Regions from separate parts of the Mus musculus genome. Here all the other regions are linked to region 3. A link is a loop called in an ENCODE intact Hi-C map of the cell type or tissue named here. Cell type or tissue: heart. All regions are shown on one strand.

Evidence for each region. Peaks named below come from ENCODE experiments on the same cell type or tissue, not always from the same donor. Only the 100,000 strongest peaks of a DNase experiment are listed, where the experiment ranks them.
Region 1: a loop joins it to region 3, with 2.9 times the contacts of the local background. A loop is called at or near these places in 15 of 42 quality-filtered maps.
Region 2: it touches region 3 in a loop (2.6-fold over the local background); 4 of 42 quality-filtered maps call a loop at or near these places.

The regions. Positions count from the first base shown.
Region 1 is chr2:37,392,643-37,400,642 of GRCm38, forward strand. Rc3h2 (ring finger and CCCH-type zinc finger domains 2) reads right to left here. Exons shown (of 22, transcript NM_001100591.1): 7 at 7,887-8,000; 8 at 7,179-7,311; 9 at 6,945-7,063; 10 at 5,602-5,714. It overlaps Snord90 (small nucleolar RNA, C/D box 90), which reads right to left and starts at 7,486; the gene lies at 7,419-7,486. In heart, a CTCF peak has its summit at 3,072 (motif pointing right); no DNase peak of the experiment used is centred here.
Region 2 is chr2:37,592,946-37,600,945 of GRCm38, forward strand. Strbp (spermatid perinuclear RNA binding protein) reads right to left here. Exons shown (of 18, transcript NM_001379315.1): 13 at 7,800-7,958; 14 at 6,176-6,310; 15 at 3,759-3,899. Among named protein-coding and RNA genes, the nearest start is that of Gpr21, 80 kb to the left of the region's middle. In heart, no CTCF peak of the experiment used is centred here; no DNase peak of the experiment used is centred here.
Region 3 is chr2:37,767,190-37,775,189 of GRCm38, forward strand. No RefSeq gene overlaps it. Among named protein-coding and RNA genes, the nearest start is that of Crb2, 5.1 kb to the right of the region's middle. In heart, CTCF peaks have their summits at 4,755 (motif pointing left), 5,024 (motif pointing left) and 7,578 (motif pointing right); DNase peaks (open chromatin) are centred at 132, 1,922 and 4,832; H3K4me3 peaks cover 1,350 bases; H3K27ac peaks cover 3,021 bases.

The sequences.
Region 1 (8,000 bases), 370 kb before region 3:
GACCAGAATACAATACACTGTGGCCACTAAATGTTTAAAATCATCTATTTGAATTCATTTACTGTTCCTCTTAAATTATTAAAAGCACCTCTCATGATATTGAGCGTGAAGCAACCTATTATTATAAATATTTCTTGAATTAACTATCTTGGGTTTTTCTATTTCTCAGAAGGCAGTTTTTAGAGATTTTTTTCCCCCTTGAGACAGGATCTCTATATAGCCTTTGCTGGGTGAAAATTTGCTAAGTAAACTAAGCTGGCCTGCAGCTCAGAGATAGAGATGCAACGGCCACCGCCTCCTGGGTGTTAGGATTAAAGGTAAATGCTATCACAACAATTTACAAGGACCTAAAACACGGACAGACTCTTGAGTGTCTACATTTTATTTGGCTGAACCAAACTGGTGAGACTGGGTTCAGTGAGAGACCCTGACTTAAAAAATTGAAGTGGAGAGGTGCACAATCACACACACATGCGCACACATGGAATGCACCTCCACAAACATGTATATACACAGGAACATAATAATTATATGCATATAAATCTCAGTGAGGCAGTAATATATAATTTTTAAAAGCCAACATGCTACATATACATTGTTTCTTTTTTAACCCTTTGTACAACCTCTGTTTGTTTGCAGCACAATACAAAGAATAAGGCTAACTGGAAATATGAACAAACCGGAAATTATCTGGTTCTTCATTGGAAACACTGAGTTTATATGTGAAATACTGTCTAGGTACAAGGAAGATAAAAATGAATAACCCAAGAGATAAATGATGTCCAATGGAAATATACAGGTAAATGAATAATTAAGAAAAAGCAAGTCAGCAGGGTGGTGGTGGCAAATTCCAACACTTGGGAGGCAGAGGCAGGCGGATTTAGGAATTCGAGGCCAGCCTGGTCTACAGACTGAGTTCTAGGATGGCCAAAGCTATACAGAGAAACCCTGTCTGGAAGAACCAGAAGAAAAGAAAAAGAAAAAAACAAGTTTACAATATTAGTAACTGTGTAAAGAACATTGCTATTTCAATGTGTTCTTCAAAGTTCAAGGTTAGAATTTTTTTTTCCAAGATAGGATTTCTCTGTATGAAAATCCTGACTATCCTGTGGACTACTCACTCTGTAGACCAGGCTGGCCTTGAACTGAGAGATCTGCCTGTCTTTGCCTCCAGAGTGATAGGATTAAAGGTTCGTCTCACCACCCTGGACTCAAGGTTGGAATCTTAATCCTCAAAGTTTTAAGTGGTGAGACACCCTAAATACTTGGTTAGGAAAACCAGTATGGTACAGGTTCACCTTCTCAAAGAACAACTCAGTTGGAAGAAACAGACTAAACAGAGAAGGCTGGCGGAAAGGATCTTCTGCTCCTTCATAGCCACTACTCACGGAAGTATTTCCCTAGGGCAACACACACAGAAACTACTGCTACCATGGTCCAAGGGGCCAGGCTGTAGCCTTTCAGTGTCACGGAGTTCAGAGTTAGCCATTAAGGCCAGGCAATGTATTTTTAGGAATGTTGTTTTTTTCCCTTTGAGACAGGGTTTCCTTGTAGCCTTTAATGGCTTAAAATTTGCTATGTAGACCAGGCTGGCCTCCAGTTCACAAAGATGCAATTGATACTGCTTCCCAAATATGAATTTCTTTCATGAAATTCAAAGATGAACTTCAAAGGGCCATTACATGAAGCAGTGAAAATGTAAACAAAGCTAAGATGGCGACTCCCAAGATTTTGGAGTTGCCAGGAATCTAAATCTGATTGATTAGCCAAATTGGTATTTAGCTATAATAAGTATGGAGCTGGCCCAAGACAGAGGCTATATGCTTGAGCTAGACAGATGAGACTACTCAAATGCTTGGAGTTCATGGGACTCATTAAAACCCCAGATGCACACATACAGTTATAGGTTTGAAGTTTACCTGCTGAGTTTCAGTTTGGTTTTACTTTTCCTTGTAGTGACCTAGTTCCTCTTTTTTGGAGTGAAAATGTTTGCTCTGTGTGATTTTAGGTTGAAACTACTTGACACATTTTTTTTATTTTTAATTGTATAGGGTTCAAAATTTAAGAGGTTGCCTAAAAGGCTAAAGAGGTGGCTCTGCAACAAAGAACACTTGCTGCTCTTGCAAAGGATCTGAGTTCAGTTCCCAGTACCCACAAGGTGTTCAGTTATAACTCCAGTACCTGGGGATCCAGCTCCTCTATGGAAACTGCACACATGTACATACACAAACATGCAAATGAAACATTCATATATAAAAGGTAAATTTAAAATTTTTAATTGCCTAAAACTCAGATGAGACTTTGAAAACAAAGTTTTTATTGTATTTTTTATTAGATGTTTTCTTTATTTACATTTCAAATGCTATCCTGAAAGTTTCCCTATTTCCTCCCCAGCCCTGCTCCCCTACCCACCCACTCCCACTTCTTGGCCCTGGTGTTCCCCTGTACTGGGGCATATAAAGTTTGCAAGACCAATGGGCCTCTCTTTCCAGTGATGGCCGACTAGGCCATCTTCTGATTCATATGCAGCTAGAGTCAAGAGCTCCGGGGTACTGGTTAGTTTATAATGTTGTTCCACCTATAGGGCTGCAGATCCCTTTAGCTCCTTGGGTACTTTCTCTAGCTCCTCCATTGGGGGCCCTGTGATCCATCTAATAGCTGACTGTGAGCATCCACTTCTGTATTTGCCAGGCACTGGCAAAGCCTCACACAAGACAGCTATATCAGGGTCCTTTCAGCAAAATCTTGCTGGCATATGCAATAGTGTCTGGGTTTGGTGGCTGATTATGGGATGGATCCCCGAGTGGGGTGAAACTTTGAAAATTTAAAGAGTTGTTGGAGCTGTCAAAAACCAGAGGGCCCTTTGAAGTTGAACTGAATGCACTTTACATTATGAAATAGTCACAAGCCTCTAAAAAACAAAGGGTAAGTTTAAAAATGATGTTTCAGCATCAAACTGAAGGGTGGACTCCTGATAGTTAATATTGACTGAAAGCTTTACAAAATCTAGAAACATTTCAGAGAGTCTATGAGGGATTTTGTTGATTAATTGGGTGGAAAGACTCACCATAACAGCAGGTGGCACCATAACATGGAGTAGAGTCCCAGACTGAATAAAAAGAAGAATGCAAGTCGACTCAGCATTTACATATCCCTACTTCCTGACTGTGAATGTAATGTCCCTCATGATTTCACCCCATGATGGTGAACTGTACCTCTATATTGTAAGGCTTCCATCCTCCAACTGCATTTGTCACATAATGTATTACATCACCAAGGAAAGTAAGACAAGTAGTACTTAGTGCTTTATTGGTATATTATCTAAAAGATGAATCATGGCTTGAAAGGAAGGATTGAACCAATCATGTAGTATAGTAAAGCATCAATTAACAATTTAAAACAAAGGCTAGAAATGACTAGACAGGTACCTTACAAGGCATTTTCAATAAAAATGAGAAGGGTAAATAGATGAAGAAGTAGTAAAATGGATGAGTTGATATATTAACTGATAAGTAAAAATGGTACCTAGTACAGAATATAACCAATAAACTGGGTATTATAATTACTGTTCTCTTAATTACTGTTTTTGTACGACCAAAAAGGATAAAGATCAGAGAGGATAAAAGAAAGGTATAGCTGATTTATAGGTATATATACATACACACACACACACACACACAAACACACACACACACGGGTTCTAGGTGAGTGTGAAACGACACTGAACCTACAGATTCCTTTCTGGCTTGTTTTGTTCTAATTAAACTCAAGCCAAGTTCTTTCAAAAGAACTGTATCATAGAGCTGGCAAGATGACTCTGGGTAAACATGCTGGCCACACACACCTATAACAATCTGACTTTAAAACCAAAAATCCATAAAAAAAAAGAAAAATGTGATTGTGGATATCTGTAACCCTGGCATTCTCATGACCAAGATGGGAAGCACCTGAGAACTGGCCAGGTAACCCAGAGTACAAAGTGGAAGGAAGGAAAAGAAGGAAAGGAAGGAAAGGAAGGGAGAGAAGGGAGAGGAAGGAGAGAAGGGAGAGGAAGGAGAGGAAGGAGAGGAAGGGAGGAAGGGAGGAAGGAAGGAAGGAAGGAAGGAAGGAAGGAAGGAAGGAAGGAAAACAAAAGGAAGGAACTGACTTCCAAGAAGCTGACTTATGACTTCCACATAACTGTCAGAGAATGTGCATGGACATGCTAGCATATGCCACATGTAAATACATTATTTCATTTTTTTTTTAAAGTTCTTAAAACCACAAAATCTTTAGTTATTTTTAACAATGAGTGTTTTAAAATTAGTGTTTAAAAGCTAAAATACTCTATTTCAGGTATGAATAAGCTGAACATATTTCCTAGAGCAGCAATTCTTAACCTGTGGGTCTTAACCCCTTTGGGGTCGTTGAATAACTCTTTCACAGGAATCACCTAAGAAGACCATTGCAAAATACAGATATTTACGATTCTTTTTTTTTTTTTTTTTTTTGGTTTTTCGAGACAGGGTTTCTCTGTGTAGCCCTGGCTGTCCTGGAACTCACTTTGTAGACCAGGCTGGCCTCAAACTCAGAAATCCGCCTGCCTCTGCCCCCTAGTGCTGGGATTAAAGGCGTGTGCCACCACACCCAGCTGATATTTACGATTCTTAACAGTAGCAAAATTACAGTAGCAGTGAAAACAAGTTTACGGTTGGAGGTCGTTACAACATGAGGAACTGTATTAAAGGGTCGCAGCACTAGGGAGGTGGAGAACCACTGTCCTAGAACCTAAAAAAATGGCACAGTGGTTAAGAGAGCATCTACTGCTCTTCCAAAGTTCAGATCTGAATACCCACTGGGAAAGACTCACAATTGCCTAGAACTCTAGCTCCAAGGGGCATATGTACTCTTCTGGCTTCCATTGGCATTCATACAGAGATACATACACATGTATAAGTAAAAATAAATATTTAAAATTTTTGTTGATATAAATTCTATACCCAGAGCTGCCTTTGCCTAAATAATCCAGCCATTTTGGTTTACCTGGCCCTTTTGACTACCATTTACTCTCCTGGCCTCTGCGTTTCTTGGCCTCCCACCCCTCCCCCATCACCTCATAAGGCCTGGCTCAGGGTCTTGTTCACTTTGGACTCTCCCAAATGTCTCTGCTTCTGGCTATGCTCTCTTTTATCTAAAATAAGCCTTCTCCTCCACCCTACCTAGGAGCAGTCATGTCCTCCTTTTTACTTTGTTTTTATTCAGTAACTTATAGGAAAATGTTAAAAAGAGCAATCTCCAGAATAAGAAAAATTATCTATATTTAACATTTTGCCTGAGATTTTGCTGGTATGTTCAACTGAACCTGAGCAAATAAGACAAATAACAGTACTTTCATTCTACATTGGTAATGGAAACACGGATTCCAGTTTCTAAATATGACTTTTTCAAATATGACTTGTTAACACTAATCTTATACCTAGTTTAATCTGATGGATTCATAAAAATGGTTATTTTGCAATTCACATTACCTGTATCTTTGAAACATCACAAAAGTTAATACTGTATATAGCACTCCCTCAATGACCCTACATAAAAAAAACAACAACATTTTTCCAGACTTACTTTTCAAGCTCTTCCTGAGAATGGGCAAATGTACAATTTGTTCCTCGTGGACAACCCCCTTGTTGTCGTAAATCTCGGCACATACTAGTTTTATACTTGCTGTTTGGCTGTGGCTACACAAACAAAATATTTAGCAAATGGAAAAGCTATCAATTATTATTCACTCATTAGACTTCAGAACTTAAAAGACTTAAGTCTTTTTCACATCAGACACATAATTCTCATGCATGCAGAAACAAGTTCCATTCACCATTTCCTACTGGAAGAGTAATAGAGATCCTTAAGGAAGCCTTCAGGCCTTCTTTCTGAAGGTTATCTGAAATTGATTCAAATTTATACCTACCTATTTCTCAATCTTCAAATTGTAGTAACAAAATAATTTTTAAAGGAACTTAAGAAAATGGGAAGCTATGATCTTTACCCATTTAAAAGCTTCCCCCAAAAAGTTGAAGTAAAAAATTATTACATTATTAGTTGATTTACAGGCACAACTCTATTCATAGGCAAACAATGAGGGAAAACAATAAAATGCACCATCAGACAGACCCTGTGGTAGTGGTGCATACTTATAATCCCAGCACTCAGGAAGCAAGGCAGACAAATCTCTGTGAGAGTTTCAGGACAGACAGGGCTACACAGAGAAACCCTGTCTCAAAAAACTAAAAAAAAAGAAACTAAAAAAAAAAACCATAATATGCATCAAATTCTTAAGAAATTGCTCTTACTATTGTGACCTTAAAAAATAAAAAAATTATCATTCAGTTGACACTAAATAATATAGTAGTTTCTAAATAAAATATGAATAGAATAAAAAGTTAACAGATTTTGGAGTACTTTTAGCCCTACCTTGTTAGATATTGATAGCATAACTTTTAATATGATATTTAACTCAACTGAAAAGACATTTGGATAAGGGATTATATTTGAACTTCCTCTTCTAAAGTACACTACAAATATTTAGGAATTTCAAATTCCAAATATATTATAAAACAAATTCATTTGAGAGACAGCAAAGAAAAAAAAACTTTCAGCTATAAAAATACCCTCTAAATTCCTTATAAAAAGAAATGCCAACCAAGTACAATAAAAAGGGAGTTTCTCTCAAAAGTACAAAATAAAAATTTGCAAGAATGCTATGCATGTCACTCAGTGTCAGACAGGAAGCCCTGGGCTCAAAGCCTGTGCAGCTACACATGCACATACACATGAACACCCTCCTTTCACACACATAACTTCTAATAGGGAAGGGTTATATACATAGTCCATTTGCCAATAAGATTGTTAGTACGTTCAGGATGAAGCTGTCTTGGACACAGCAGTAGTTAGAAATGTAGTCAATTTACCTGAGGTGTCTCATGGCCTTTTCTACTATAATTTTGTATGAAGTCCACAAGACCATGAACAACTGTTTTAACAGCTACCATTGCATTTTCCAGTTGCTCCCAAGTTGGTGAAACAGCATCTAAATTAAGAGTCAAAGGGATGGGGTTGGGGTTGGAAGAGACAACATATCAACAGTCATTCCTGGTGCTATTTACCTCAAAGTTCCATAAAGTATAAGCACTTTTCCCACATACCTGGATTAGGGTCTATGTTTGCAAGAAGCTCTAAATGAGGTCTCAGCCTATTTAAATTAGCAGGGTCACCAGTTCGCTGCAAAACAATTGTCAATTCCTGGACACTCTTTGCAAATGATTCTGGAGACTGTAGCTAACAGGGGAAAAAGAAAAAAAGGGATTTTTTACTCTGGATTTTTGAACATACCTATATTCAAAATGTTTTCCAATGAATCACCTTACTTAATAGTTTTCAAGTGTCTTCAGATTTCATAATAGGACAATCAATGATGAACTAAATTTTCACCTCAGAATCTGCCCTATGAAATTCATCACTAGACACTTAAAAACATTATTTATCAGCTATATTAGCTCTCTGGGGTGAGAATGTTGATAAAAGTTTTCAACTTTACAATGCTACAAAGGCAAAATATATTCAGTAGAGAGTGTTCCACATTTTACATTTAATTTCATCAAGGGGAGTGATGTGAAGTACAGTAGTCACACTGTCATGAGACAATGGCACTGACCTACAGCTCTCAGTGAGCACATAAGTAGCTAATACTCCACAAAGACCAGCGTGGACAATGTTCTAAGTCATCAAGTTCACTAGGTTAGATACGTGTATTTTCTACTCAGGCAGGCATATTAGGTTATTAACAGAGAAGGAAGGATCTATGCTACAGTATTTTCTGAGACAGGAAGGGTACAAAATCTAACCTTACAAACCTTATCAATGATAGACTGCATGTGTGATTTATGAGCCAAGTCCCCATACAGCAGTGAAGACCACTGCTCAGGTGAAATACGGAGTCCTGCTTCCATGGCAATATGAACAATCTG
Region 2 (8,000 bases), 170 kb before region 3:
AGTGAGAACTTGTCTCAAAAATTCCAATCTACCAGCTAACTAACCAACCCAGCCACCTAAAGCAAAGCTAAATGGAAAAAAATTAATAATAAGCAGCAGCAGCAGCAGGAGGAGGAAGAGGAGGAGGAAGGACAAGAAAGATTTAACAATGGGAAACTAAAGGAATGTGTAATTGATTCCATGATTTTCTCAATTGTTCTCTATCTCTGTTTATCTTACATTTCAGATCACAGTACTATAAACACTCTGAGAAACATCCTAGGTGCCTTTTTTTTTTTGGTTTAAATACCTAACGTATTTATTTCTATCATACAAATGTATTCAGACATTAGTATCACCCCCAACATTCAATATGAGGAAGACAATTTGTCTTATATTTTACTCTGATTATCTTTTCCCCTCGTGTCTAAAAATGTCTTTGTGATATAAAAACGAGAGGGTGGAAAAATCTTGTGCTAATGTATATAATTAGCTACACACACTCTCTCTGTCCTTTCTTTACCCTCCCACCCTACCCCTGTAGAAGAGCATGGCACTACAATTCCCAAATCACCTCCATTATTCACTATACCAACAATAACTTCACTCCCCATAAAATTATGGGCATAAATCAAAAGTCCACTGAAAAGATAAGTATTGTCTTAATATGTATTATTCACAACATATCCCAGAGAAAAAAGTGTCAAGTCACTAAGAGTAAGTAATTTTAGCCAAGTGGTAATGGCACCTGTTTTTTATACCATTACTAGGGAGGTAGAGTTCAAGGCCACCTAGGTCTACAAAGAGGTACTTCCAAGATAGCCAGGGCTACACAGAAAAATCTTACCTCAAAAAAAGCCAGTAAACAATTTCACAAAAGACCAAAGTGGCACAAAAACAAATGTGAAGACAGAAATCGCAAGATCATCTCAATAGATACAGAAAATGCTTTTCAAAACGTTAAATATCTCTTCATGATTTAAAAATTTTTTAAAAATTTCAATCTTACTTGCCATGGACTGGGACCTCCGGCTGCTGTGCTGAGGTCAGTGATGAGGTCTCTCCTCAACAGGGGCAGCACTTGGACAGTGCTGGCCTTACCAAGCTGGCCCTGGTCCCATCTGCCTGCTGAGGTGGCCTATGAAGTGACACAGGTATGAAGGTGACACCCACCCCCCTTGCCACCTGCAGCAATCAGGAGAGTTGGTCATTGGGTCATAAAAGCAAGAGGCCCTATACCTCACCTGGGCAGCACAGTAGAGCTGGCCTGGGTAGAGGGGGAACAGGTAAGCCTGCCTTCTGCCTATGGTGGCAATGGATAGCCTAGCCAGGGCAGTGCTGGAAAGCTTGCCCTGGTAGTGCAGATGAGGGAGAGCTAGGAAGTTTACCAGCTCAGCTATCACCCAGGCCCAGATCCAAGGAGTTGACCCAACCCAATATCTACATCGTCGATGAACTGTTGAGGCTTGTGAAAGGGCCAGCCCTGCTGTTCCAAAGCTGAAGGTTCTCCATAACACAGGGCAACAACAGAATAAACAGTAGGAGGCCTGGTGAGGATCTAATATTGATAGTGTGACAGGAGCCAGAAACCTCAAACCAGACCAATGACTCATTGCAATGAACATTTCAAAAGTAAAGATACATGGACACAGGTATATATCATAGGACAAACTGTGACACACTACAGCTTCCATGATGAGTCATTTTTTTTAAGATTGATTGATTGATTGATTGATTGTATGTAAGTACACTGTAGCTGTCTTCGGATAACCCAGAAGAGGGCGTCAGATCTCATTAAAGATGGTTGTGAGCCACCATGTGGTTGCTGGAATTTAAATTCAGTCAGTGCTCTTAACCACTGAGCCATCTCTCCAGCCCCCATGATGAGTTTTCTATACTTTCATTTATTTTGTTTGTGTTGTATTTGGAGGAAGTTGCAAGGCAGGAGGCAGACATGAGGGGACAGGGAGATGAGTGGGACTGGGATATATGACGTCAAACTCCACTGGCATAGGAAATAAACTAAAGAATAAGCAAATAGGGCTGCGTGAGATTAAAAACCATCCACTACACAGCAAAGAAACTGTCATAAAAATGGTGCTTAGACAGTGTGTAGAATGAAAAAAGTCTAGGCCAAATATATATAAGATAGGGAATTATCAACAATTTGTAAAAAAACTCTAAAAATTAAATGCAAAAAAAAGTACTTAAAAACATAGGCTAATGATCTGAATAGACAGTTATAAAGGGAAATTATGAATGGTCATAAATGTTTTAAATAAATGTTCAACACATTCTTTTTTCTTTTTTTTCTTCTTTTTTTTTTTTTTTTTCTTCGAGACAGGGTTTCTCTGTGTATTCCTGGCTGTCCTGGAACTCCCTCAGTAGACCAGGCTGGCCTTGAACTCAGTATTCCACTTGCCTCTGCCTCCCGAGTGCTGGGTGTTCAACACATTCTTAACCATCAGAAAATAACAATAACTACACTGAGGTGTCATCTCACCCAAATCAGAAAAACTACTGTCAAGAAAGCAGGGCTAGAAATGTGGGTAAGTACTAGAGCATCTTCCGAGCATGCCCAACGTCTTCAGATTTATCCCATCAGTACTACTCTACCACCCTAATAACATACACAGAAACAACAAATTCTAGCAACAATATAGACTAAGAATCATTATTCATAGGGCCTGAAGAAACAGCTCAGCAGTTGGGAGCACTGGCTAGTCCCCTAGAGGATCCAGAGTCATTTCTAGGATCTTCATGGCGATTCACAATTGCCTTTAACTAAATTCCAGGGGATCGACAGTACCAGGTATATACATTGTGCACATATATACGCATGTAGGTAAAATACCCATACACATAAAATAAATATTTTTAAAAGAATATTTATTCACTGCTAGTAGTAACATAAGTTTGGTAGCTACTATGGAAATCATATAGAGGTTCTACAAGATACTAAAAATAAAACTACAATATGTAGCACAGCTATACCATACATATAAGTATATACCCAAAGGATTCTAAATTCTAAGTATGGATACTAAAAAGATACTTGTACATCTCTATCTATTGCTGTAGTATCTACAATAGTCAGGATACAGAATCAGCATAGAAGTCCATCAACAGACTAATGGATAAAGAAAATATGATGGGTGTATGGGTATGTGTATACAAATACACACATATACATACATACACAGGGGTATTATATTTAGCTGTAAAGAAAACGACATTATGTTATTTCCAGAAAAATGGAGATCATTATGTTACCCAAAATAGGACAATTTGGAAGAAGGAAATGTACCAGCAGTGGGGAAGAGGATTGAAACAGAGTGATGGCAATGGGTTGGGAAAAAAACAAAGTACAATGAAAAATATGTATAGAAATGTCATAATGAAACCCATTACCATATATATCAACTAAAAACATGATGGGGGTATGGAAATGGCTCAGCTTACTGCTGACTTTTGTTCTCACTATCTACTTCCGGTTGCTCACAGCTGCGTCTAACATCTGCACCTCCAGCTTCAAGAGATCCCACACCGTATTCTGGGATCTATAGGCACCCACACACTATGACATACATTCAGAAAGACAAAAATAAATATTGGTTGGTTGGAACTTGATATGTAGACTAGGCTAGCCTAGAACTCACAGGAATCTATCTACCTAACATCCCAACTGCTGGGTTTAAAAAAAATAAAATTTAAGAAGACAATAAAAGAGGAAATAAATGGAAAATTTGAGATTATTACAAAGGTTGCTTAATTCAAACCTGAGGAATGATCTTCTTTTTCTTATTATTTGCCGCATTGGGTCCAGAAAACAGCTTCTCCAGGGCAGCTAGTGCTGCACTTGCCTTGGCCACTTTCTTGTTTGGACCTGCACCTCTGAATTTCTGTCCATCTACTTCTACCTGAAATTAAAAACAGCACTTTAGAGTTATATCTAACAACCCCCTCTGTGTAGTTTTAATTAAAACCATCCTAGGGCTAGAGAGATAGTTCAGCCGTTAAGAGTACTTGATGCTCTTGCAGAGGACCCAGGCTCAGTTCTCAGCACTCACATTGGGGTTTACAACCATCTGTAACTCCAATGGAAGGGGATCCAAAAGACAGACCAATGATACACATATATGCATGCAGGCAAAACATAAAGTAAAATAAACAAATCTGAACAATGAAAAGCTTAAAAATCATAAGGAAGAAAATAAGTTAAGAAAAATAGTGTTCTTAAAATAATGAAAGCTAATGGAAGTCTAAAATGCATTTTACTAAACCCTAGAAAAAGCAAGAAAGTAACCTTTCAACAAATCCAAAAGAGATAGCCACACAGACAAAAATAACATCAAAGATAACAAGAAGCAATAATTACTATTCCTTAGTATTTCTTAATATCCATGGACTCAATTCCCCCAATAAAAAGACATAGGCTAACAGACTGAATTCGTAAACAGGACCCAGCATTTTACTGCATACAGGAAATGCACCTCAGTGACAAAGACAGACACTACCTCAGAGTAAAAGCTGGAAAACAATTTTCCAAGCAAATGGTCTCAAGAAACAAGCTGGAGCAGCCATTCTATATCGAATAAAAGCAACTTCCAACCAAAAGTTATCAAAAAGGAAAGGAAGGACACTTCATACTCATCAAAGGAAAAAAAAAATCTATCAAGAAGAACTCTCAATTCTGAACATCTATGTTTCAAAGGCAAGGGCACCCACATTCATAAAGGAAACTTTACTAAAGCTCAAAGCACACACTGCACCTCACACAATAATAGTGGAAGACTTCAACACCACATTCTCATTAATGGGCGGGTCATGGAAACAGAAACTCAACAGAGACACATGGAAACTAACAGAAGTTATGAAACAAATGGATTTAACAGATATCTGCAGAACACTTTATCCTAAAACAAAAGAATATACCTTCTTCTCAGCACGTCATGGTGCCTTCTCCAAAACTGACCATATCAATCACAAAACAGACCTCAACAGATATAAGAAAATTGCAATTATAGCAACAAAAACAACAGAAATCCCACATACACATGGAAGCTGAGCAACGCTCTACTCAATGATAACTTGGTAAAAGAAGAAATAAAGAAATTAAAGACTTTCTAGAATTTAGTGAAAATTAAGGTACAACATACCCAAATTTATGGGACACAATGAAAGCAGTGCTAAGAGGAAAAATCAGCTCCAAGTGCCTCCAAAAAGAAACTGGAGAGAGCATAGCAGCTTAACAGCACACCTGAAAGCTCTAGAACAAAAAGAGGCAAATACACATCTAGAGGAGTAGAAAACAGAAAATAATCAAACTCAGGGCTGAAACCAAGCAAATAGAAACAAAAAGAACTATACAAAGAATCAAAACCAGGAGCTGGTTTTTTGAGAAATTCAACAAGATAGATAAACCCTTAGCCAGATTAACCAGAAGGCACAGAGACAATATCCAAATTAACAAAATCATAAATTAAAAGGGAGATATAACAACAGAAACTGGGGAAATTCAAAAAGTCATCAGATCCTACCACAAAAGCCTATACACAACAAAACTGGAAATTCTGGATGAAATGGACAATTTTCTATATAGATACGAGGTCCCAAAGTTTAATCAGGATCAGATAAACCACCTAAACAGTCCCATAACCCCTAAAGAAAGAGAAGCAGTATTACAAGTCTCCCAACCAAAAAAAGCCCAGGAACAGATGGGTTTAGTGCAGAAGTCTCTCAGATCTTCAAAAAAAAGACCAATATCAATACCCTTCAAACTATTTCACAAAATAGAAACAGAAGGAACAATACCCAATTCATTCTAAGAATACTCAGCTAGACTGAGTATTCTCCCTTGAAGATAGAACAGTTTCTGCCTAATCAGGAACTTGTCAAAATTTCCTTTCATTGAGGACTTCAAAAGAGATTTTTTTTCTACTTCTATCATGTTTTATGTTCCCAATAGATTTTAAAAACTGGTTGAGTCAATATTACTTTTAGCTTCAGAAAATATCATGTATATTTAAGAGGCCTTAACTATTATAAACTATTTTGATGACTTAAAAAATGTCAATACTGAGCTATATATGTTAAAATAGATTTTATTAGTTTACTAAAAGTAAAATAAAATAAATAATTAAAAATAAACTTCAAGAAAATAAAAAGTAAAGTGGGCATATATCTAGGTACATACCTCCATTACAAAGCGCTTGTCATGGCTTCCACCAGTTTCTGAGATGAGTTCATATTTGAGACCTCTTCTTTTTTCATTGAGCTCCATCACAGGATTTTTGCCACTTGCTGTGAGGATAGGACCCTGAGTTCTTACCTAAAAGGGACAGGGAAGAGAGGTTGAACACTGAATTTCTTTTCAACATAATTATGTTAAAAAGTAAACTCATTAATTCTACTTTAAAACATTTAAGAACAAAAATGAATCACCTGATAGCAAGACATTAATCATAGGTGAGGAAAACTCTGTAAGGTGTAAATATTGTAGTAACCTGAACAGTCTGCCTTTGAAGGAGAACTGTCCCATTCAACCTCTAAGGTTTGAGCTATAATTGTTCATGTCCTGACACGGCAGGGAACTAACAAAGCAGAGACAATAACAGCAATTTGCTTGATGCCTTGAAGGTTTATTATTGTTTATTTTTAGGTATGCAAGAAATAACTCTCCATTTTGCATGTGGGAAGCAATGTCTCTATAAGCCTTTTGGTCCCCCTAAACAATCTGAAGACACCTAATGTAAAAATACAGGATATAAACTACAGATTCTGAAGAAATAAAAATAAAGGCATACATTCCCTGGTATATGTGTTACAGAGGAGGTAGGTGCCTGCTGTAGAAATGCAAGAGATCGATTTCTGTTTTAGACTGCTGAGGTGAAACCTTTGAATGTCTGCTATGTGTATGTGTTTCCTTACCCCACAAAAGATCATTTCTTCAAAAATATGTGACTTCTTGCTATTATTCCAAAGCCAATTCTTTAGAGAGGATGCAGTCAACACAGGCTCCTCCCAAAACTTAGGTTTATTCCATTCTATTATCTGGAATCACTAGTCCACACAATCCAGGACTAACTCTTATTCTGAAATACACAGTGGGCAGTCTATTCACACATTAAATGGTGAACTTGTGCACCTCATGTACCACAGCTTGGCAGACACCTCAAAAAAATCTGTTTCCTCTACGAGATGTTTTTTAAGTTTTTATCCTAAGGTTAATAGTGTTAGTCTTGATACATATCATTATGACATTTTAGAAGTATTCCCATGGCCAGTATGTGCTCTAAATTAAAGTGTATGTATTTCTGCATAGGTATGTTGACAGATTCTTTTCAGGAATTCAGTAAAAGAAGATCAAGATGAAAAGCTACATGAAAATGATTGTCTTTATAAATATATTCAGAAATAAATCTAACACAATTAAGGTCGAACATCCAAATGTGGCAATGCTCCTATAATCCCAGCATTTGGAAGGTGGAAGCAGGAGGGTTACTAGTTCAATGTCAACCTCCACCACACAGGGAATTGGAGGAGGCCAGCCTGAAAAACTAGAAGCTCAATCTCAAAAACAAAACAAAACAAAACAAAACAAAAAAGTAATCAGAGAGTTCCAACTGTGACTCAGTGGTGTAGTGTTTGCCTAATGTGCACAAGATCTAGGGTTTGATACCAAGCACCATCCAAAGAAATAAGGCAGAAAATTAGTAATATATGCCTCTATGTGAAAGAGCTTATTTTTTCCACATCTCTAAGGTTTTCCATAGCACTCACACTACTTTATTCTCAAGAAGAAAAATTTACAAGTATACCTCTAAGGTACTGGAGGTCTCAGTTGTAGAATTTCCAGTATTATTGCTTGAGTTTGAAGATACTGTATCATTTTTGCTTTCATTATCTGATTTTTCATCGGAACTGATACATTCAATATCTGCATCAAAACCTGTTGGGTATCCCATTGCCTGTAAAACCTGTACAAATTCCATTAAAACATTTTTATTGGGTTACCAAAT
Region 3 (8,000 bases):
GGCTCCCAAAGAGGACTCTCCAGGGGCAGACTTTCAAAGATCCCCTCCTACTTAACCCCTGCTCCAGCCACACACCCGTGGACCCCAACTCCTTGCAAAGGTCACATGAGCTGCATGCAGCTGCAGCAAGCCAGCTGGCTCCCTAGATGACTCTTACCAATTTTTTTTTTTAAGAAGCCGCTGTATCTGGAGGCCAAGCCCATGGGCTGTCTCTGCTGTGTTTCTGCTCACAGTGCCTTGGGGCCCGGAGAGCACCCCCAGGGGAGACAGTCTTTGTTATGCTGAAGACATCCGGCAGCCTCTCCAGGCACTTAGCATACACTGCATTCAGTTTTGTGGGCATGTTTGTTTAACGATTGGCTCCCTTGGTTGTCCCAACACAACTCTGCCTCTGCAATCGCAAGCCCATGGTGGGCAGGTAGTTGGGTGGAAAAGTGGTCATGCAGATTAATGGGTGGATGGATGGAGTATCAGGGGGGAGATGGTCTTCGTTCTTCCACTGATATGGACAGATGTTGGAGGCAAATAGCTAGAGTTCTGGAAAAAAGTAGGATCCTCTTTCTAGGCCTCGGTTTCAGTGCTTACAGTAAGTAGCCATGCTTGGCGACAGCCAAGTGATCTTGCCCAGGCATTCCTGGGAGAAATGGTGACTTGCCTGAGGCTGAGGCTGGCCACTTCTACAGACTAGATGGTTTGGTTACCATGACCTGCCACTCTTCCTCTTTACCTCCCCTGTTGCCCAGGACCTGCTCCGGAGCATGGCCTGTGGAGACCCACCACAGCCTGGGCCTTAGGGCCATGGGTGGGTGGGTGGAGCCCAGGAAGAGAGCTGATTGGCTAGTGCTGAAGCAGAAAGGTGAATTATCTGTCCCTGGTCATTTCCTCACCTGAGGATGTTGGGACAGAGCCCCAGGGGCTCTCCTGAGGGACTGCAGGGTCTCACACCAGTACTTAGCACACAATGTGGCAGCTATGAAGCTTCTCCTAACCCTCCTCCGCTCTGATTTGCGTGGTTCTCCCAGCTAAGCAACCCACTGAGGTATTTCTGGAAAAGTCATCTGAGTGCCTTGAGGTCCTGAGACTAACTTCCTGACTGGCTGTTGGTTTGTCTGCTGCAGCTCTGACTCAGCCAGACTCTGCATCCTCTTTCCCCAGGTTACCACCTCTGCATCCCCTGGCACCAGTGGCCTCAGCATCCCACGGGAGGTCTGGGCTCTATCTGAACAGGATCGAGGCTCAGTCCACCTGGGAGGAGAATTGGGCTCCACTTTGAACCAGGATTAGTGATCAGGATTAGGGTCTATTTTGAGTCAAGAGGAGGCATGTTTTCAATGTAGGTCTTGTGGCCTGTGCCCTCAGAAGAGGGCCTGAAAGGAAGGGGCAAAGAAGGCAGAAAATATTGGTCTACCTTACAAGGGTCCTGGGAGCTGTGCCTTGCAAGTGAGGGAGGCTGGCCGTTCTTGCTCAGTATTGGTTATGCACTGGCCACCAGCTGTCCCTAGCAAAGTCCCAACCTCACTGGGCCTTGCTGGTCAGCATTTCCAGCAGCTCTTTCCTAGACATGGGTTCTGTGCCACTGTGTTCGTTCCATCCCTCTTAGGGTTCTGCCTCACACCTGGGACACTGGGCATCCTGATAGGACAGAACTCCAGTCCCTAGTGTCTAACAAGGGTTTTGGCCAGACATCATAAGCCCAAAAAGAAAAGCCCAGAGTAGGCTGGCCATTCAACCTTCCTAAGAAGCCCCAAGAGGGCAGGCTACATGCCTGGCTTCACACAGCTGCAGGCTGACCCAGATGGAAGCCCAACTGGCTGAGTCCCGAGTCCTGTGCACTCTTAACTGCGGGCAGTGAGCTTATTAGAAAGCACAGGCCTGAGGGGAGGAACAACCCCCACCCCCTAGTTCCCAGAGCAGGAACAGGGTACAGGCACAGGGCCCTGGCACCCACCAACTCCAGCCTCTCTGGCCAGCCCACCAGGCATGCTGCCCAGGAGAGGGAGTGGTATGTTGTGGGCAGGCAACCCTTCTTGGGTAATGAGGCCCAGCCTGTGGTTTGCAGGCCTTACAATGTGAATAATTCATTTGCAACCAAGTCTGGGAATTAGAAACCCATCCTAGATGATTTATTTAGCAGGGGGCCCGCTTCTAGGGAGAGGGGAGGAGGGCTTTGAACTATAAAAGGGAAGCATAAGTCTCCTAGCTGGATTTAAAGAGACAGACAGGCCTGGCTTTCCAACCCCAGCTCTGACTCCCTCCATCTGTGTGACCTTGAACACGAGCCTGGACTCTGTGCCTCAGTTTCTGTGGCTGTGAAATGGAGGACCCCTGCAACTGTAGCTGGGTTGTAAGTTTGTCCCGTGCACAAAGGAACACTTATATATAATAATGTGACTTGATTTAACCAACCATGTACTTTGTGGCCTGCCCCATGCTAAGAGATTACATACAGTGTTCCAAATTAGGAAACTGAGGCTCAGGCAAGGATCCTAATGGCCGCTGATGGACATTAGGACCATCCGAGGCAGATAAAGGCAAACTAACTGGGAGGAGTCCTCAGCCCAAACAGATGACAAAGTTTTCATTTTGCCCAACTCTCCCACTCTCCAAAATCACATACAATGGGCAGGCAGCGATAGCTGGCATTGAGCTGAGAGAGAGAGAAACGGAGCCTCTTGCACCTCCGAGCTGCTAGGCACTTGCTAATAACTAGCCCTGGGGCTTTCCAGAGGGCTTGTGGCCTTGGCCTTTGTACAGGAGGCTACTGTTCACTGTTGGGAACTCCCAGGCTCTTGGAGGGGTGAGACAGGGCCAAACTTATCACTCTGACTCAGCCAAAAGAGCTTGGGGTGACCCAGGTGGTACAGCTGTATTCTGATGCTATTGCACACGGCTCTGTGGTCTGCTATGTACATGCACACATGCGCTTGCTTGTGTGAGGTTGCATGCGTGCATGTGAGTGTTTCTGAATGCGTGGTGAGGGGGAGGATATGCCTACGGGTATATCAAGATTGAGTCTTTAGATGTGTCCTGCAGATGTTTCTGGAATTCATGAGTGTCCCATATCATATGTGCCCTGTCTATACAAGTACTGGGGATACTCTGTTAGAGTCACTACATGTCTATGAGCATTTAAGTGTGGGGTGAGATAAGATATACATACATGTTTTTGCACATATGTATGCGAATATGATTAGGTTCATATGTTTGGGCACTCAGAGGTCAGCGTGTGAATGAATAGCACTGAGCCCGCGTCTGTGTGAGGAATGTGTGTGGCTTCTGGGATCTTGAATTACATGTGTGCAGGTGTTTGGAGAGTATTTTCTCTATGTGTCTCTGTGTGTGTGGTGTGACATGGGAGCAGAGATGTGAATGGCGTGGTGTGTCATGTGTGCACGTGAAGGCACGTAGGCAGCCATAAATTGTGTAGAGAGACCCTAGCAAACTTGACAGCCAAGAGTCTTCCATTTCAGGCTGCTACACAGTAGCGTGTGGGTCCCCTCCCTCTAAGCTGCAGCCTTCCTGAGAAACAGGAGCTGTGCTGCCTAGGTAGCGCCAACATGATACATTCCTTCAGTTCAGCTGAGGAGATAGGCCTGCAGGCCCAAGGGCCGGTTCTTTCCAGGTTAGTGAAAAAACCGGCTGGAATTATTTTCGGCTTACATTGTTGCTTCAGTCAGATCGAATAGGAAAGAGTTTCCGATTTCAGCGACTCCATTTGTTACTTTTTTTTTCCATAAAAAATTGAAAAGATTGCTCCGTTTAGATGCAAGTAGAGATGTCAGTCACTCTCCCAAAAGTTTCCCCTGCCACTCTCTCCCCTCCCTCAGCTCCCCCATCCTTTCAGACCTTCTCACAGGGGCTGTCTGCACCCTCCCTCCCTCCTAACTGCCCGTGGGCTGCCATGTGTGTCTTGTCCTAGCTCCACTACCTTAGGTCCTTTCCCTGGACCTCTGTGGCCTCCTTTGCTTGAGGCCACCTCGGCCCTGGCAATCCGTTCTCATGCCTCATGTCTATCCCTCAGGTTAACTGCTTCTTGTCCACCTGTCCGACAGGACACACTGCATTCTAGCACTTCTCTGGCCATCATCAGCCCCTGCAGGCCTGAGAGGGGAGGCTGGGGAAAGCTGGTTCTCCTGCGGGTGGCCGGCACACAGGATGTTAAGCTGCAAGCGCAGGGTTCAGAATCCCAAATGGCATATAACTTCTAGCTTAAACAGCTGAGTTACTGGATTACTGAATCCTGTACTGAGCCTGGATCTGAGACACTTAGCCATGACTCCAAAAACAGCCTGAGCTTCACCAACTCGAGGTTCTCTCACCAGACTGGGCTAGGAGAGTCTGTATTTTCACTTTACCCAGCCCCAAACAGTCACCATTCCTAGACCCGAAATACTGAGAGGTGGGGGCAGGGTATATACAGCAGCTCGTGGGAAACGCCCAACTATGCTTTTTCTGGAACTCGCAGGGAGAGCCCATTCCTCTAGTCTATCCGATGTGGGGCGCTGCAGTCTCTTTCTCTCCCGACAGGGGCAGCAGGACTACTTGGATCTGACCCTGAGGCGACCTTGGTGAGTCAGTCCACAGCGAGAAGGATAGAAAGGGAAGCTGTAAATTTGCCTGCAACGCTCGACCTCTGCTTACCTCCACCTTACTCCAGGAAGGCCAATCCCCACATGCAAATCCCACTGAAGAATAAAGAGTCTATTGAAGGTACCTCGGGGAAAAGTGTAGCCTGTGCTGTCTTGAAGCGCCCTCTGGTGGCTAAATAGGGACCTGCAGTTTGTCCTTTATCTTTGTCATCTTCCTCTAGTCAACCCTTGTCCCGCCTGCCCCTACCCCCTTCATCATGATTTACCTAGCAGAACTCTTGGTTCTGCTCCTTCCGTCTCCATCTCCCCAGCCCTCGAAGGCATCCAATGTCTCAACCCAGACGTCTCCCAGTTTCTCTTGGTCCTACCGTACAACACATCTTCCACAATCTTTCCATTCTAATTGACCACGCCATTTCCAGCTTTATCCTTTACCTCGGCTCCCCCTAGTGGCCCTAGGACCAAATTTAATTTCTTTGGTACCTTCAGGCTCTGCACCAACAGTCTCACTCTTTTTTTTTTTTAAGATTTATTTATTTATTTAAGATTTATTTATTTATTATATGTAAGTACACTGTAGCTGTCTTCAGACACACCAGAAGAGGGAGTCTGATCTCATTACAGATGGTTGTAAGCCACCATGTGGTTGCTGGTATTTGAACTCTGGACCTTCAGAAGAGCAGTCGGGTGCTCTTACCCACTGAGCCATCTCACCAGCCCCAGTCCCACTCTTTTAACCCCATTCTTATCTTACTCTGCTTTTGGGCAATGCTGGTGTCCTCAGACTCTGTCATTACTGACATTCGCCCAGCCTAAATTTTATCCAGCTGTAGCTTCTGCTTCTTCACTTGAAAAACTCCTATTCATACTTCATGGTTCCAAGTCCCATGGAAAATTGTCCCCAGAGAGTTTGTCTCTGTCCTTGAGGCTCCATGGGCTCTCAGTCAGTACCTTCCTGCTCTGTCGGTATGTCTGTCTTCTTCACCAGATGAGAGAGTTCTCTGCAAGAGTGACTAACTGAGTGATTCTCACTGGAGCCTTGACAGGTGTGTCTACACTGGTGACTGCAGTCCATGCAAGGCCTGTGGAGGCTCTGACCGAGTCTGGATGTGGATCTGAACTCTTCCCTGGGGTGGTGACTCTAGAACCCAGCAGCAAAACATCAGCAGGGTGTCAGCAGTTCATCATGGTGACCTGTCATTTGAGCTGGGGTGGGTGCTTCTGGAAGCAACCCCTACCCTCATCTTTGTCACCTTCACTGGAGGAGGAAGGAGAGCTGCGAGGTAGGGAAGGAGACCACTGGCACAGCTTGGCTTTGGCTAACCATGGGCTTAGGGTTAACAGACAAAATAGACAACATTTCCAGTTGGAAAAACCCCTCCAGCAGCTGGCACAGAACCCAATCTTGAATTTCTAATCCTCCTGCCTCCGCCTCCGAAGCGCTTCGGTCACAGATGTGCACCACCACACCCTGCTTATGTGTCAGGAGTAGAAGCCAGGGCTTCAGCCATGCTAGGTAAGCCCTCTTCTGAATGTAGCCCTTTGCTGGGTCTTTTGTTGATCATGAGACATGGGTGCCTCTGGCTGTGAGTGGGGTTTAGACTCAGGGTGAATTGTTTGTAGGACAGCCCACAGACCACCCAACTTAGTAATTGCCCATGGACCTTTCATATGAAGTGCTATTTCAAATGATAAATGAAAAATATTTTATGTTTTTTAGTATTTTTCTTGCGTCATGTGGAGGCCAGAGTGCTGGATCCTCTAGAACTGGCTTTTTAACCCATTAATTGTGAGCTGCCATTTGCACGCTGGGAATTGATCCCAAATCATTTGGGAGAGCAGCCAGTGCTCTTAACCACTGAGCCATCTCTTCTGCCCCTGGAGTGATATTTTTGATGGGCAGTGCTCAGAGCATCAAGTGGCTTGCCTAGGGATAGGGAGTATTAGCTGGACAGTGGTGGCACACACCTGTAATACCAACATTTGGGAGGCAGGGGTAGGCATAGCTCTGTGAGTTCAAGGCCAGCCTGGTCTATAGAGTAAGTTCCATTACAGCTACACAGAGAAACCCTGTCTCGAAACCAAATAAAACAAAACCAAACAAAAGAATAAGGAGTATTTCCCATAGTTGTTATTACACATAGAAAGTGCTAGAAATACAACCACCACACAAAATGCAGAAAGATGGCTTCTTGTCCCTATCGTTCTTTGGGGAAATTATATATACCTACCACAGAAGTACTCAGGCATTTGAATTGTGACAGGACACACTCCTTATCTTGTGGCCTTGAAAGCTGTCTGCCACATTCCAGGATTCTATGGGTAGAAGCAAATTTCTTATTTCATTATGTTCCCCAGTGTAGCCAATAAATTTATTTCCAATTTGAAATCCATATAGCTTAAAATTACTTTCTCATTTTTAATTTAACTAGCACTTGCTTGGCTGTTTCAAACACTTTAATCCTTAAACACAGTTTATCCATAAGACAGTTCCACCTAGCTGGAGAAACCCTGTCTCAAAAAGCCCTAAATAAATAAATAAATAAATAAACAAATGAAAAAAAAAAAAGACAGTTCCACCTAGTGAGGGCTATTATTTTTTCTTTCTTTCTTTCTTTCTTTCTTTCTTTCTTTCTTTCTTTCTTTCTTTCTTTCTTTCTTTCCTCCTCCTCCTCCTCCTCCTCCTCCTCCTCCTCCTCCTCCTCCTCCTCCTCCTTCTCCTCCTCCTCCACCTTTTTTTAACTTGGAAGTTAATGAGGCTCAGAGACATTAAGAGACTTAGTGACTTACAGAGCTGGAAAGTGGATGCTGGGGATTTGAATTGGTATCTATGCCCTCACCACTGTATTCCTCTCTGATGTGTTAGTTCTACCAAGTCAACCACTAGCAGTCAGTTCCATGCTCTCAGATGTATCCCTGAATTCCTTGACCTCCTATGACAATCCAAGCTCCAGGCGCGCTCTGTCCACTGCATTCTTCAAAGGACCACCAGGTGGCAGCTTCGGGATTAGTGCTTGGGGGTGGGCTCCTGGGTGAACCAGTCCCTGTCTGTTGCCTGGCTCCTCTTCACAGCCCACTCCCCTGTCTCCCATCCCTGTAGCTACCCCCCAGGGTCCTGCTATTTAATATTCTTGGCGCCATTCATATTCCTGGAGCAAAGCACAACTGCCCTGTAAAGTCTCACGAGGCTGGAGCTGTTACTCCTATTTTACAGATGACAGACACAATAGACTGAGAGCGAGTAAACTCCGTGTCATTCAGGCATGTTAGGTGCCTATATGTTTAGCTGTGCTCCCCCAAGAGTGGAGCATGACTTCCTCAAGATTAGCGATGGGAGTTCCAGGTCAAGAGACAACTGGAGTGGGTGTCCCAGAAAACAGGGCAGGCCTCTAATTCTGGAGAGGCTACAGG